Linked DNA regions of Homo sapiens: region 2 is linked to region 1. A link is a contact called in ENCODE Hi-C or POLR2A ChIA-PET data. All regions are on one chromosome and are shown on one strand. Each heading gives the region's core, a stretch centred on a gene start or an enhancer-like site at or near the end of the contact. The rest is flanking DNA. Distances are from core to core; before and after follow the strand shown.

Evidence for each region. Hi-C counts contacts between places; a loop is a spot of excess contacts on that map. ChIA-PET counts read pairs that join two places held with the same protein, here RNA polymerase II (POLR2A).
Region 2: a loop to region 1 is called in a map of heart left ventricle, with 6 times the contacts of the local background. The contact joins two enhancer-like sites. A Hi-C loop is called at or near these places in 1 of 168 maps with a recorded cell type or tissue (heart left ventricle). POLR2A ChIA-PET finds 5 or more read pairs at or near these places in 1 of 52 experiments (activated T-cell).

What each region holds. Positions count from the first base shown.
Region 1 is chrX:153,624,474-153,630,256 of GRCh38, forward strand. No RefSeq gene overlaps it. Among named protein-coding and RNA genes, the nearest start is that of DUSP9, 20 kb to the right of the region's middle. RefSeq lists an enhancer at 2,525-2,669 and a cis regulatory region at 2,590-2,603. Within about 2 kb of position 3,363, at least 2 of the 41 ENCODE cell types and tissues checked have a DNase peak (open chromatin) inside an H3K27ac peak, as active enhancers do.
Region 2 is chrX:153,996,959-154,002,221 of GRCh38, forward strand. No RefSeq gene overlaps it. Among named protein-coding and RNA genes, the nearest start is that of MIR3202-2, 18 kb to the left of the region's middle. RefSeq lists an enhancer at 3,267-3,767. Within about 2 kb of position 3,398, at least 2 of the 41 ENCODE cell types and tissues checked have a DNase peak (open chromatin) inside an H3K27ac peak, as active enhancers do.

The DNA of each region.
Region 1 (5,783 bases), core at 2,113-4,612:
TCACAGGACCGTGCCTCCTAGCCAGACTTCTGGAAAGTCTTCTTGACAGTCACCTGCCCCAACCAGGTGTCCCCCCCTTCTCCTTCACCCCCTTTGGACAGTTCCCTTCTCTCTCCCATGACCCTCCTCCATGGCCTGGTGCTTCAGCTCCATGACCTCTGGCTTCAAGTAAGGGGGAGGGGCAGGAGGGACTGGGACGGCCCAGCAGCCTGTTCTCAGAGGCTGGCACCGTGAGCAGGAGAAATGAAGGGCAAAGCCAGGAGACACCAAATGTAGGTTAACTGCAAGGAAGGAGGGAAGGGAAGGCCATGGCAGAGGCTCCATTGTGCAGACCCACCCCACTGAAGGCTACAGGCTGGCCAGAGCCCCAGCGCCTCACAGGCCTAGGAGCCCGGGCTTACCATGAAGCCCAGTAGCCACAGTTTCTGGACCCCAGGGAGGTCTCACGGCTGTACAGGCACTGCCACCCAGGGTCCTCCAGGTGCCAGAGGACAAGAGGTTGGCGAGTCAGGAACCTGCCACAGCCATGCTCGTGCTAAGGGGCTCAGAGGATGCCTGGGCCCAGGTGCACCCTGGCTTGGAATAACCTGACCTTCATTCAGGTAACCTTCCGACTCCCCAGCTAGGATATCAAAGTCATGGCGACAGACACTTGGTCGAGTCCACTCTTCTATCACCAGCACAGGTGCTTCAATATGTGTTGAATGAATGAATGAATGAATGAAGAGGTTCAGTATTTCCTGCAGGGAGCAGAGGGTGGTCTGGGCAGCCTCTGAAATGGACGACTGTTGTTGAGGCATGGCTGGCGTACCCTCCCCCTCTTTGAAGGGTAGACGGGGTACCCGGGGGAAAGAGCCTTCCACTCACTGCCCTGGAGCCAAATCTCTTCCTCTTGGTCAGTCTTCTCGCGCCACCCCTCCGGGCATTGGCCCAGAAGCCACTTGCAAAGCGGCCACTGCCCGGCAGGTCAGCAGTCCAGGGGGTGAGACAGCCCCTGGCAGAGCCAAGGGAGGAGAAAGAGCTGGAGTGTGAAGGTGGGTGAGGAGGGGCTGGGGAGGAAGAGTCGGGGGGTCTGGGAGCGGGGAGTTCCCCTCTCCTCCCTGGGTCCCGGCCACCCCCTCCCAGTCTGGCTGGCCTGGCTGCCCCCCAGCTCCAGTCTCCCGTTCTCCTCTTGTCCCAGGCTGGCCCACGATGGGCAGGCGAGGTAGCCGGGGCACAGGGGAGCAAGCGCCGTCCCACAGCTGTGGTCCTGCCCGCTGTGCTGGGGGCACCTGCCAGGCCAGAGGCAGCTCCCTCCTGGGGACAGGTCAGCAGCAGGCCCCCAGAGGCCCAGCAGGGAAGTCCAGGGTGAAGCCAAGCTGTCCATGGGAAGTGAGCGAGTCCCCCAAAGGACTGAGCCAGTGGGAAAAGACCAGGCCAAAGGGGGCTGTGAGCCACCTTCACGGCAGGGCGGGAGCCAAGGCAGCACCTCCCCCCAGGGCCAACTGTGGAGCCACATGGTCTGAAGGAGGTGGAAGGAGAGTTGGGGGACCCTCCTCTGCCTTAGGCTGGCTCAGCTGGCCAGGCTGGCTGCGGGATCCTGGGGGCAGAGGCCTTTCCCACACTGGCATCTAGTTGAAAAAGGAGGTTCAATGAGTTTAAGCGTCCTGATCTGGAGGACAGGGACGTTAGGGCTTTGCATTCACCAGGCACCGGTGTCCCCTTAATATACCGAGGGTTCAGCGCTCCCATGTCCCAGCCTTGCCCACCCAGCCCTGGCTGCTGGGAGCTGAGCATGAGTTAGGTGCCCCCTTGGCCCCTGAGAAACCAGAGCTCAGGGGTTTCTTTTCTTCAGAGACCCTGGGCCCTGGCCAGGAGCACTTGGCCCACAGCAAGGAGCCCTCAGCAGGCCTGTGCTCCCAGGACGAAAGCCGTCCACCCAGGGCTTAGGGGAAGGGCGGGGATGCCGCTCAGGGAACCTCCGGCTGCAGGGAGCAGGGCCCCCAGGGGGCCCAGTGCAGGGACAGCTTCGGAGCCCCTTTCCTCAAGCAGAGGCAGGGAGGTGCCCAGTGGCCTTCGGCTGTGTGTCCTGGTGCCCAAGCTTGCCCCTTCACCGGGGCGCTGTGGCTGGGGCCTGGGCTGTTGAGACGTTGTGGGGTGACTGGTTTGTGCCCCCACTGAAAGATACATCCATATCTTAACACCCAGGCCCTGTGATCAGGGCCTTATATGCAAATAAAGGGTGTCTGCAGATGTCATTAAATTGAGGATGTGGAGATGAGAGCAACCCAGATGATCCAGGGGGCCCCAAATCCAAGGACAGTTTCCTTAGAAGGGACAAGAGAGAGAGACACAGAGAAGGCCATGTGGAGGCGAAGGTGGGGAGTGCCCAGGGCCCCCAGAAGCTGGAAGAGGTGGGTGGATCCGCCCCCAGAGCCACCGGAGGAAGCACTCGATTCTGGACTCCGGCCTCCAGAACTGGGAGAGTCAATTCCTGTTGGCTGAAGCCAAGCGGTTTGTGGTCATTTGCTGCGGCAGCCCAGGCCACTCCGACACGAGGGAATGAGCTGAGCCCAGAGTCCTCCTGGGCCGTGGAGGCGGGGGGCGGGGGGACCTTTGCACCCGCATCGTCCAGTAACCTGGTGGGGGCTGGGGCGACCTTGGGAAGGCAGCTCCCGTTGTCCTTGGCTCATTTCCAGAGAGCATGAGCGGCCAACCTGAATGGAGGCTGGGGAGTGAGCCCCTTAGGCCGGGGGCCCCTGGGAGTGCACCCCACTTCCACCGCAGGAGGAAGGGCCGTGTGCAGTGGGCTGCGGGTCCCACACAAGCCTAGAAATGGGGGAGCAGGGGCCACCGTGTGCACCATTGTTGGCACCGCGTGTGTGGACACATTGGTGGTGGAGGCAGCAGCGCGGTCAGCTGAAGAGCGCGACGCCTAGAGCAAGTGAAGACGACCTTGACAAGCCCATGATCCTGTCAGGAGATCAATCTCCCTTCCAGCATGTTTTCAGTTTTTTACTGTAAAGAATTGCAAACACATGCCCAACCTAGAGAGGATGACAGGGCACACCGGCCCCGCCGGCGGTCCTCACACAGCCCTCTCTCCTCTCCACTCCCCTTAATGTGGCCCCGAGGCCTGGGGCCTCCTGAGAGAGGCACCTCCATCTGCCTTAAGCAGGGACAGGGCCTTCCAGGCAGCAAACCCGGGTTCAGAACCTGGACCCTTGTCTACACCAGCCAGGGCTGGAGGTTGGCCCTCTCAGCCTGGGGACTCATAGGGGTGCCCGAAACTCCAGGAATCAGCCCCCTGGGCCCCCACTGGGCCAGGTCAAAGTCAGTGTGGGTGGGAGGTATTTGCAAGATCGCCATGCAGGAAGTAGGGTCCCAGGGAGAGGACAGGCCCAGACAGCCATCGCCGCAGGCATCTGCCCACATGGAAAGCAAGGCGGTAAGCAGAGGCGATGGAATGTGTGTCAACACCGTGCAAAGGGCCAGTGTGGCCGGGGCTGGGGCAGCGAGGGCGGCAGCCAGGGGCCTCAAGGGGCGGGCAAGAGGCCCGGGAGGCTGGGACTGCCAGGAAGGAAGCCAGCTGCTCAGCCTGGGGCGCCCTCCCCGAGGCCTGCCCGCTCCCTACCAGCCAGACTTCTAGCCAAGCTCCAGAGCTGGGAGCCCAGCTGCCCACCTAGCATCTCACAGGGATGGCCTTGCACACTACACACCTCCACCCAAGTGGAGCAATTCTGTACATTCAAGTACAATTCAGTTGTACAATTCTGTACAATTCAAGTACATTCTCAAGTGTACTTGAGCAATTTCTGATGCCGAGCTCCCCTGCCGCGCCACATCTATAGTGGCTCCAGGTGCGGTTGCCTCTTCTCTCCACACCCCTCCCGGGAGCACACACGCAGGCATGTAGGCTGCTCCAAGGGGTTCTGGAAGGCTCTGGCCCTTTCTTCTTCAGCAACCTCCTAAGGGGCTGGGTGAGGAGTGAGCGGCCAACACACATACATGCATACACACACACGTACACTAGCCTCTGCATTTCATATACATGTGAAAATCATTTGCTCCCCAATGCAGGTAACATGAGAGGCTGGGCCCTGCAGCTCTGAGGCTGTCTGCACAAACAGATCCTGAGAGAGAATAGCCTCAAGGGGTCTGTCAGCCTGTGGCCAAGTCAGATGGTCACGTCCTGTTTGCCCTGGGTGACTGGTCCAGAGGTGGGCCTCCCCGTGAGGACTCGACTGCTAGGGCCAGCAACCAGCACTGAATGCCCGTGGCCCAGGTATGGGGCAGAGTGCCTCCCTCCCTCCCCCAGCAGGCCTGCCTCACCAGGACCCTCTCACCCACACTCTGGAGGGTACACAGGGCCAAGAGCCGGGGGAGGGGGCAAGGGAAGGGATTAGCCCCAGGCAGCCAGCTAAAACGGGGTCCAGGAGCAAGGCGGCACTGAGGGGCCTCAAAGGCCAGCAGCATCAGGCTGGCAAGGACGCATACATGAGCACACACTCGGAACACGCGGGAGTGCCTGCCTGTGTGCCTGCAGGCAGGAGTGTGCAGGAGGCCGTGTGAGAGCCTGGGGAGGGCTGCGCCAGTGAACAAGGCAGGCCCATGTGTGTGTGTGTGTGTGTGTGTGTGTGTGTGTGTCTGTCTGTCTGTCTGTCTGCCTGTGCATGTCTGTGTCTGTGTACACACATAAGTGCATTTGTGCATGACCCAGGGGAGCAAGTGCGCCCTGCCTCAGGGACTCCAGGAGCCGAGCTGGCATTCAGGAAGCATCTTTAGGCTCTTGAACAAAAGGGCAGCCTCTGCTGTCTCCCTCCCCACAGCTCCCTCCTCTGAGGTGGCAGCCGTGTGGCACATCCCGGCTCTTCAACCTTCAGCCTCATTTTTATCCTGAATATCTACACACTTGCGTGCACACGCACATGAGCACACGCACAAACGCCCTGTGGTACAGTACACTCCAGGAATACTATGGACCATCTTTCTTTCTTTTCTTTCTTTTTTTTTTTTTTGAGATGGAGTCTTGCTCTTGTCACCCAGGCTGGAATGCAGTGACACTATCTCGGCTCACTGAAACCTCCGCCTCCCAGGTTCAATCAATTCTCCTGACTCAGCCTCCTGAGTAGCTGGGATCACAGGCGTGCACCACCACACCCGGTTAATTTTTGTATTTTTAGTAGAGACGGGGTTTTACCATGTTGGCCAGGCTTCTCTCGAACTCCTGACCTCAACTGATCCACCTGCCTCGGCCTCCCAAAGTGCTGGGATTACAGGCGAGAGCCACTGCGCCCGGCCTACAGACCCTCTTTCTAGGTCCCTGAGCAGGGGAAGTATTTCTGTGCCTCCGTGCTCTTGCCCATGCTGTGCCCCCAGCCTGCTACGACTTGCTTTCCAGAGCCACCTGGTGAACTCCTACTTTGAGCGGCAGCTCAGTGGCCTGCCGTCTTCCTCTGCAGAGCCAGTGGCTTTCCCTGGTCCTGTCCTACCTGTGGGTCTTGTGAGCTACTTGTTAAAAGTGAGTCACTTGCTCCTGAGACCTCAGCCACCATCCCAGTAACTATCACAGACCTAGATTGTCCCCAGAACCCAACTGAATTGGTTCATCCATTCACTCCACAGGCACGGATTGGGAGCTTACTGCATCATGCTTCTCCCTAAAGATAAGCTCTTAGTTAACATCACCAGCCATGAATTACTATACTGGAATACACACTCAGGAAAAGCCATAATGTAGACCAGGATTTAAAGAAATGCCATTTAACTAAGAAAAAACTAAGGACCTTGTTTCAATATCAGCC
Region 2 (5,263 bases), core at 2,148-4,647, 370 kb after region 1:
ATTCCATCTCTTACCTGTTGTGAATAGTGCTGCAATGAACACGGGAGTGCAGGTATCTCTTTGACATGGTGATTTCAAATTTAAATATATACCTTTAAATATATACCAAGTAGTGAAATTGCTGGCTAATACGGTAGTTGTGTTTGTAGTTTTTGGACTATACTGTTCTCCGTACTGTCTGTGCTACTTTACATTCACACCAACAGCGTACGAGGTTCCCATTTCCCTGCATCCTTGTCAGCATTTGTTATTTTTTTAAACATCTTTTTGTTAAAAGCCATTTTAACTGGGGTGAGATGATATCTCGTGGTGCTTTTGACTTGTGTTTCCCTGATGGTGAGTGATGTGGAGCATTTTTTCATAGACCTGTTGGCCATGTCTATTCAGATCTTTTGCCCACTAAAATTTTCTTTTTTTGAGACAGGACCTCACTCTGTCACCCAGGCTAGAGTGCGGTGGCATGACCACAGCTCATGCAGCCTCATCCTCCTGGGCCCAGTCAACCCTCCCACGTCAGCTTCCTAAGTAGAAAAAGGCCAGCTGTGGTGGCTCACCCCTGTAATCCCAGCACTTTGGGAGGCCGAGGCAGGTGGATCACCTGAGGTCAGGAGTTCGAGACCAGCCTGACCAACATGGTGAAACCCTGTCTGTAGTAAAACTGCAAAAATTATCCGGGCGTGGTAGTGGGCACCCGTAATCCCAGCTACCTGAGGCTGAGGCAGGGGAATCACTTGAGCCCACGGCACGTGGATCACCTGAGGTCAAGAGTTTGAGACCAGCCTGGCCAACATGGTGAAACCCCATCTCTACTAAAAACGCAAAAAATGAGCCAGGTGTGGTGGCGGGCCCCTGTAATCCCAGCTGTCTGGGAGGCTGAGGCAGGAGAATCGCTTGAACCTGGGAGGCGGAGGTTGCCGTAAGCCAAGATGGTTCCACTGCACTCCAGCCTGGGCCGCAAGAGTGAAACTCCATCTCAAAAAAAAAAAAAAAAAGTGAAATCTGCAGAGATGACAGCTTCATGAGCTGATTGTATGAAGCCACAAACAGTACTGTGCTTAATGGTGAAACACCACAGCATTTTCATTAGTCAAGAATGAGACAATATTCCCAGGATCACCACTGTTTCTTCCCGTTTCCCAATGTTAAATTGGCCAATGCAATTGAAAAAGTTAGCCGGACGTGGCGCACAAGGAATACGTGTTGGAAGGATGAAGCAAAGTTCTCATTCTTTGTAAATCACTTGATTGCACCACTGAAACGTCCTCTGGTCTGCTGGGCAGGTTTGAGTCAGGAGATTCTGGCTGTCTTCACTGGGCCTATCTGAGACTGGGTGTCATTTGCTTTGCTCTTGTCTGATTTTACTGTCAGACATCACTCCTGTAACCAGTCTTTGTAGTAAGTCTCATTTCTTGCATGTACTTGGAAGTACATGCAATAAATGGTTTTATTTTCCCAGCGACTGTGCCCGCCCCCACCCCATTGAGTTGTGCCAAATCCCCCTTAAGACGTGGGGCCCGAGTCCATCATGTTTCAGTCAGGTTGCTTGTAATTAGTCTTATTCTGGTTCTTTTTTCTTTTCTTTTCTTTTTCTTTTTTTTTAGACAGAGTCTCGCTCTGTTGCCAGGCTGGAGTGCAGTGGCACAAACTCGGCTCACTGCAACCTCTGCCTCCCGGGTTCAAGTGATTCTCCTGCCTCAGCCTCCCAAATAGCTGGGACTACAGGCTTGCACCACCACACCCAGCTAATTTTTGTATTTTTAGTAGAGACGGGGTTTCACCATGTTGGCCAGGATGGTCTTGATCTCTTGACCTTGTGATCTGCCCGCTTCAGCCTTCCAAAGTGTTGGGATTACAGGCATGAGCCAACACGCCCGGCCTGGTTGTCTTTTCTTTTCTTTCTTTTTTTTTTTTTTTTTTTTTTTTTAAGACAGGGTCTCACTCTGTCACCCAGGCTGGAGTGCACTGATGAGATCTAGACTCACTGCAGCCTCAACTTCCTGGGCTTAAGCGATCCTCCCACCTCAGCCTCCCGAGAAGCTGGGACTACAGGCGTGCACCACCACGCCTGGCTAATTTTTGTATTTTTAGTAGAGACAGGGTTTCTTCATGTTGGCCAGGTTGGTCTCAAACTCCTGACCTCAGCTGATCCACCTGCCTCGGCCTCCCAAAGTGCTGGGATTACAGGCATGAGCCACGACTCCCGGCCTACCCTTAATTTTTTTTTTTTGAAGTGCACAAGCTAATTTTTTAATTACTATTTGTAGAGATTAGGTCTCCCTGTGTTGCCCAGGTTGGTCTTGAACTCCTGAGCTCACGCAATCCATCTACCTTGGCCTCCCACAATGCTGGACTGCAGGTGTGCACCACGCTCTGGCATCATTCTGGTTCTTAAACCCAAGGGTACTTATTTTCCAACATGAACCTTAACCTCACCCTTCCAGAAACTTCTCAGGCATGGGCAAGGTTGCAGTCTCCCTTACTGCAGGCAGCAATGACTTTAGCAACAGGTGATCTTGGTGGGCTCGTAGGGGAGTGGGAATGGGCAGTGGCTTTTGTCCTCCTTTTGTTGTCCGCTGGGGATCTTGGTTGGGAAGCCTGAACCCAGCATTGTTTCCTAGCCCTGTGTTCAACAATGCCGGGAGCGAGGTGCCTTCCTATCCCCGTGATAAACAGTTCTGGGACCTGTTGCTCTGCCACACAATCCTGAGAACTAGCACAAGTCAATTCGCTTGCAGGACCAACACACCCATGCTCCTGAAAGATGAGACTCGCAGAGCCCGGCCCGAGACTGCACCCAGCCGTCCAAGGCTGACCATGCTTCCCACCCGGCCCTCCCCACGCCGGCTCGGACTTCGGGCATTTTCTCTCCTCCTTTCCTCCCTGGTGATCTGAGGCCGGCTCTGTCGGGGGAGTGTTCTTCCTCTTTGCAGTGAGTCCAATAAACTCAGCTTTGCCTGAACAACAGGTTTTTCTGGTGGTGATTTTGGGGAGTCTACAGCCAACAGCTGAAATTGGGAAAACGGGGCGGGGGTGGGGAATCCCTTTTTGTTTTTTGTTTTTATTTTTTACAGTAAAGTGAAAGCAAGTTTATTAGGAAGATAGAGGAATAAAAGAATGGCTGCTCCATAGACAGGGCAGCTGGGAATCCCTTTTAGCACCTGGTGGCTGCAGATGGGTAGAAATACAGACCATATTTGGTTCTTAGTTTAATTAGCCAGAGACGCAGAACAGGGTGGGAAGCCAGACGGCCACACCTAGCACCTCATCAGGCTGCAGCCAACCAGGGCCTCTCGGGGCTGGGAAAACTCGATTCTTGCTGTACTTGGGCTTACTCGGCTCTCCATCTTATGCAAACACCTCTCCTTATGAAAGGCAAGAAGAATTTGTTCTACACTGGGGATGGGTTGTGCCTGTCACATGGAGCAGCCTGGGGACCTAGAGGGACCCTTTAGAAGCTTAGCACCTAGCAATTCCTTTTCACATGTGACTCATGGTCTATTCAGTTTTAGTACTTCTTTTTTTTTTGACAGAGTTTTGCTCTGTCACCCAGGCTGGAGTGCAATGGCGCGATCTCTGCTCACCGCAACCTCTGCCTCCCAGGTTCAAGTGATTCTCCTGCCTCAGCCTCCCAAGTAGCTGGGATTACGGGCACGCGCCACCACGCCTGGCTAATGTTGTATTTTTAGTAGAGACGGGGTTTCTCCACGTTGGTCAGGCTGGTCTTGAACTCCCAACCTCAGGTAGTCCCCCTGCCTCGGCCTCTCAAAGTGCTGGGATTAAAGGCGTGAGCCACCACGCCCGGCTTTTTTTTTTTTTTTTTTGAGATGGAGTCTTGCTCTGTCGCCCAGGCTGGAGTGCAGTGGCACCATCTCAGCTCCCTGCAACCTCCGCCTCTTGGGTTCAAGCAATTCTCTGCTTCACCCTCCCACGTAGCTGGGATTACAGGTGCCCACCACCATGCCCGGCTAATTTTTGGATTTTTAGTAGTGACGGGGTTTCACCATCTTGGCCAGGCTGGTCTTGAACTCCTGACCTCGTGATCCATGGCGCCTGGCCTACTACTTCTTTATTCATTTATTTTTTGAGACGGAGTCTCGCTCTGTCACCCATGCTGGAGTGCAGTGGCACGATCTCGGCTCATTGCAACCTCCACCTCCCGGGTTCAGCTTCCCGGATAGCTGGGACTACAGGTGCGCGCCACCACGCCCAGCTAATATTTTGTATTTTGTAAGTAGAGACGTGGTTTCACCGTGTTGGCCAGGGTGGTCTCAAACTCTTGACCTCAAGTGATCTGCCTGCCTCGGCCTCCCAAAGTGCTGGGATTACAGGCGTGAGCCACTGTGCTTGGCGCAGTTTTACTACTTCTTGAGACAACTCTGAAGATTTCTATTTTTCACAGAAAGTCATTCAGTTAATCTAGACTTTTCAAATGTATTGCCATAAAGTTATATTTACTATTTTAAAATTTTAATTTCCTCCTTAACCCAACATTTATTTAAAAGGGTCATTTCAGCCGGGCGTGGTGGCTCACGCCTGTAATCCCAGCACTTTGGGAGGTCGAGGCAGGTGGATCACCTGAGGTCAGGAGTTTGAGACCAGCCTGGGCAACATAGTGAGACCCCATCTCTACAGAAAAATAAAAAATTAGCCGGGCGTGGTGGCACACATCTGTAGTCCCAGCTCCTCGGGAGGCTGAGATGGGAGGATCACTTGAACCTGGGAGGTCGAGGTTGCAGTGAGCCATGATCGCACCACTGCACTCCAGCCTGAGTGACAGAGCCAGATCCTGACTGCTGCTCATAGAGATCTCGCCTAAAGATCTTGCCTAAGTGCAAAAACACACACACACAGAAACTGGAACAACCGAACTGACCCTTTGGGGAGGCTGGCGAAATAAATGACATGGAGTACATTCATACAGCTCTAAAAAAGGACAAAAGTCAGGGACATCTGTGTCCAGGGAACACTCTCGATTTGTCTTGTTAAGTGAAACTGGCGAGGCGTGGAATCATGAGAGAAGCGTGAGTAGAGGGGACTTAAACCAGGGACTGGTGGCCACAGCTAGTGTTAGCCAGGGGACTGGAGGCTGGGAGACTGAGAAGGAGATTTTCTTACTTCGTACGTGTCTGTACTGTTTGGATTTTTTTTTTTTTTTTTTTTTTGAGAGGGTATTTTTTAAAAGGAAAAGCTTGTTTTGTTTTTCTTTTTAAAAAATAGGCTCTAAAAATTCTGGAGAGAAATAAAAAAGGCAACATGGTGGCCG